Linked DNA regions of Homo sapiens: region 1 is linked to region 2. The links are chromatin loops, found by intact Hi-C in ENCODE. Cell type or tissue: heart right ventricle. All regions are shown on one strand.

What was found. A loop is a pair of places that touch in the nucleus more often than their neighbours do. Peaks named below come from ENCODE experiments on the same cell type or tissue, not always from the same donor. Only the 100,000 strongest peaks of a DNase experiment are listed, where the experiment ranks them.
Region 1: a loop joins it to region 2, with 2.5 times the contacts of the local background. A loop is called at or near these places in 9 of 110 quality-filtered maps.

What each region holds. Positions count from the first base shown.
Region 1 is chr4:185,796,096-185,798,595 of GRCh38, reverse strand. All of the region lies in intron 1 of SORBS2 (sorbin and SH3 domain containing 2), which reads left to right. Among named protein-coding and RNA genes, the nearest start is that of SORBS2, 15 kb to the left of the region's middle. RefSeq lists enhancers at 1,384-1,899, 1,900-2,416. In heart right ventricle, no CTCF peak of the experiment used is centred here; a DNase peak (open chromatin) is centred at 1,427; H3K4me3 peaks cover 1,423 bases; H3K27ac peaks cover 2,097 bases.
Region 2 is chr4:185,639,609-185,642,108 of GRCh38, reverse strand. The region is part of intron 13 of SORBS2 (sorbin and SH3 domain containing 2); the gene reads left to right. Among named protein-coding and RNA genes, the nearest start is that of SORBS2-AS1, 53 kb to the right of the region's middle. In heart right ventricle, a CTCF peak has its summit at 1,107 (motif pointing left); no DNase peak of the experiment used is centred here.

The sequences.
Region 1 (2,500 bases), 160 kb before region 2:
AAAGAAAGATCCACTTTTTTTAAAAACGAGGCTTTTTAAAAAGCTATTAAGTGTAGTTGCTAAGTACACTTAGGTTAAATGTTGAAACTGCCTCCACGAGTTTTTTCTGCTTGTCACACGTGAATTTTAAAAGCAACTCATAATCTTTTTTTCTTTGTTTAAAACGGTAATACAGGATTTGACTGGCCTAAATGTCATTATCAGGAAGAAATAATGCAAGTTAAAAAACCCAGGATATTGGGCCAATTTTAGTGATTTTATAGAGTTTGATATTGAGCAAAAGTTATTTATTTTATGTTGAAGTTGTTAGAATCACAAGTTTATTCTGGAAAAAATAAATAAGGATTAAGATGATACATTATCCTAAAGAGTGGTGGGAGGATTGAATGGATTATGTATTCTAATTGTGTAGGGTGAGGTCTGGCATGTGGGAGATGCTAAACAAATGTGAGCAGGCATTACTATCATTCTTGGTGTATGCATGAGTTCATGTAAAAGGCACACACCGTGCACCTCTGATTCTCCAGGCTGCGTATGTTCAGTGGTGACTAGTCGACTTGCTACTCTTGGTGACTGTTCAGTCTTTGGGATGAGGGAGGGGAAACTGATAATCCCGCAGCATCACAAGTGCCGAGGCAGAAGGAAGGCACAGAGTAGAGTGTGACTGACCCTTCTAGGCAACTTCAGTGTGTGCATGGTGAAGGCAGGGGCATTAGATGGAGAAAGCATTGTCTGCAGGTGAACATGGTGTGAAAGCACATTGCAGGCTGGATGGTGCGTCTGGAATGTAGGAACAGTAGGGAGAACCGGGCGTGGGGTGGTGTGGGGGCATGGAAGAGCTTTGCAGTCACATAAAGTTGGAATTCATTCCCAGCTCTGTAGTGCTAACTTGGTCTTGGGGAACAGGCTCCTGGGCTTTTCCTGACCCCTATTTCCCTACTTAGGGGGAAGAGATAATAGCACTTACATCTGAGTATTATCATTAGGATTAAATGAGATTACTGCAAAATGACCGGCATAGCGCCTGGCACGTCAGAGGCAGAATGAATGGCCACCCATGCCTATTTTTGTCATCAGCATCAGGATCATCATCATGTTAAGTAGTTTGGGTTAATTCTTTAGGGAAAGAAAAAGAGAGAAAGAGAGAGAACCATTGGAGCTTCTTTACAGAGGAAAAGTAATGATCATATTTGTGGGTGAAAAATATATAACTGGTAACAGTATCAAATTAAATGAAGGGCACAAGAAAAGATTACGAAATGATAGTGTCGATGAATTCGACAAGAGGAAAACTTGGGCATGAACTAAGGTGACGGGGCCGGGAGAAATGAGCGAGGGATGTAATCAGTCAAGCCCTGCTCTGTGTCAGTCGCTCTCCTAAGTGTCTGGAACGCATCTGAAACAGTGTCTGCCAAACAGTCTTCGGCACAGACAGCTCTACTCGAGTGTGGTCCTGCGTTGCTAGAGGCGCATGGGATGCATAGAGTGAGGGAAATCTGGGGGTACCCGTGGCTTGTGGAGGAGCCTCTGAGGTTTCTCTGAAGAAGTGCGTGAGGTGGGGCCTAAGAATATGTCCACATTCGCTCTGGAAGCTGCCCAGCCCCACTGTGACCAGGGAATAATAGCGTGGCCACAGAGCCCAGGCATGCCCAGCCCTACCGTGACCAGGGAACAGCGTGGCCACAGCGCCCAGGCATGCCCAGCCTCACCGTGACCAGGGAACAGCGTGGCCACAGAGCCCAGGCATGCCCAGCCCCACCGTGACCAGGGAACAGCGTGGCCACAGAGCCCAGGCATGCCCAGCCCCACCGTGACCAGGGAACAGCGTGGCCACAGAGCCCAGGCATGCCCAGCCCCACCGTGACCAGGGAACAGCGTGGCCACAGAGCCCAGGCATGCCCAGCCCCACCGTGACCAGGGAACAGCGTGGCCACAGAGCCCAGGCATGCCCAGCCCCACCGTGACCAGGGAACAGCGTGGCCACAGCGCCCAGGCATGCCCAGCCCCACCGTGACCAGGGAACAGCGTGGCCACAGCGCCCAGGCATGCCCAGCCCCACCGTGACCAGGGAACAGCGTGGCCACAGCGCCCAGGCATGCCCAGCCTCACCGTGACCAGGGAGCAGCGTGGCCACAGCGCCCAGGCATGGAGCGATGGATTTCATATAAATCTGCAGGGCCCTGGGAGCCATTGGTATGGCTGGAATGCAGGATGCCCGATATGGAGAGATAGTGAGTAAAATCGAGCAAGCAGACCAGAGCCAGATGGCAGGGCAACTGTGAGACATTTCAAGCAGGAAGGTGAAATAGGATTTCCTTTATAAGATAGTTTCTCTGTTGTGAGAGCACCACTGAGGTAGGGTGGGAATGAATTCAAGAATTTCACATAGGGCCAGGTGGGGTGGCTCATGCCTGTTAATCCCAACACTTTCAGAGGCAGAGGCAGGAGGATTACTTGAGCCCAGTAGTTTGAGACCACCCTGGGCAACACAGTGAGATCC
Region 2 (2,500 bases):
CACAATAAATATAAAACACGGTAGTCAATGTCATTAAAACTTAAAATGGAATGAGCGTAATTTGAAAAACAAAATAGCCCTGGCACTTCTTTTTGTTTAGAACAACGTATAGAAAGCACATGCCTCACTGAGAATACTTAGTGGAATCTCGATAACCACAAAAGCAATTAAATGCTTTTAAATTATAGAAAACACTAAAATTTTTAAAGTTGTTCACCCTTGGTAGCTTTTAAGTAAGGATCACTTGTGATTTATAGTTGTAGCTTTTCTTGAACACGTCCTCTTGCACTGATGACTAACAAAGTTAGTTTTAAACGGAGGTTTGCTGGTGGGTTTTTTTTTTTTTTTAATGAAAAGAAACAACAACAAAAAAATCACACCAAGGCTAGAAAGATGCATATCAGTATCTTTGCTCTTTTGCCTTTTATGAGCAATTAGAGTAAACCATAATCATACCTCCTAAATGAGTTTCTGAGTGTTAATATTAGTGCTGTACTCAAAGGAATGTCCATGTTCCACATGGAAAGTGTTAAATTACTGAGATTAGTGATTTGTGTGTATATCCATCTGTTGACTGACCATCTGTATGTGTGTCACTGACTGTTGCGAGGCTTCTGTGTTCCTTAGCAGTGCCTCCAGGTCACCATAGGACATTTAATTATTGCATGACTTAAAAGATTCAATACGGCAACCACAGCAAAGAGAAAATTCTAGTTCTGCCACTAACACTTCCTTTAACACAACTCTGCTCAAACATGTGCCTTTCATTGCATTCCAAAGTTATCGATAATTACCAGCTATCATTGTTTTGGGTGTTTTCTCTGCTAATTTCTATTGGCATGCATTCTAGATAGTTGCCCATTGTAACTATAAATTGACTATTTAAATAAACAAAAGCATAATTCATGGAAAACTGCCATTCTAAGGTATGATGCAAGATGGTAGATATTCTGCTTCCTTTTCCATATTCTATCATAGAGATGCATTACTATAAATCAGGACTTGGTATATCCATTTGTTACATATTTTCTTAATGTGGGAGTCAAAGTGAAGCTACATAGCTAACAAGTCTTATTCATTTAGTAAGTTGGCTGCCCTCTGCTGTTCATAATGTTTCTTAAACAGATTCGTTTCCTCTAAGAGAAGTTTCTATCTCCCCTTGGCAAAACAAAATACTATTCTTGAAAACAGAAGTTATAATAATTAATGATATCATTCAGTGTGTAACATTAGAAACTATGAAGTTTAAAAGAGTCAGAGGTTAGTTTTCCTGTAGAAGAAATAGTATGTCTCTCTAAACAGAAGAGAAATTACTGGAAATTCTCTCTCCTGTCAGTTACCCTAAAAACCAGCTCCAGCAAAGCCATTTCACGAACAATTATGCATCTATAATGATCTAAATAATAATTGGAGAAAAATAGTATTTTATGGACATTAAAATCTCAATTAATACTATTGCAACTATTGAATCAAATATAAATTGAATTAAATTTTTAAATTCAACAGAAAATAGCAAATTGGTTACTAGAATATTTTGTCTCTACCAATTTCACTATTACTTCTGAGGTGTAAACCAAATATAATACTGGCATAAAGAAGGAAAAATATCTCAAGATTTCTAGGCATTTTCCTATGTCTAATAGTAGGATGTTCTCTCTGAATTTATTTATTACAAAAATAACATTACAACAATAAAGCAAAATAATATTTAAAAGAAAGAAAAAACAAACAGTCGCAATACCAGAACACCATTGTAGTCGTTTGTGTATGTGTGACTTCTTTACTGTGTTCATGCAGAGACAAGCTTTGTAATACCTTTGTAACTACTGTACAGGTGCGTGGTTAGATTCCGTTTTGACTGCTTGGTATCTCATTGTAAGCATTTCCCAGGGACACTACACAGTCTTTATAATTATGATCACTACATCTTTTGGATAACTTAGGCTTTTGCACTATTTTGTCACGATGCCTCAAACTTTTCTATCATTGTCTGTAATTACTCCTATAATCTTTTATTATAAAATATTGAAACAAAGTCACATCACTAAAAACACTGTGAGTATAATTTATTAGTAAGTGTAGACTGTGTATCATTAGCAAAACTTGTAAATGCAACGAGTCAATAAAACAGTAGAACAATGTCAAAATCATGGCTTTTGTTGGAATATGGAACATTTCAAGCTCCCAGCACTGCGAAGGTTACATAGCATTTTTTTCACAACCAAGATGTCGCTATTCAGTTTAAGTCCCTGAGTTTCTTTAAGAATTGTAAGCAAATGATATTGAATTGTTCTGAAGCAGTGAGCACTTAATAGTCCTCCTAGAATATGTCTTGGGAGTCACAGCTCCTCTCCTAGCCAGAGTGAATGGCTTTTAGGGAACCATATAATTTTTCTTAGAATTTTTTTTCTGACTTAAGATACTGTACTCTTCAATTGTACCACATTTAATTAGTGTCATATAGTAATTATCAAAGAAGTAATAACTTGTATATAGTACT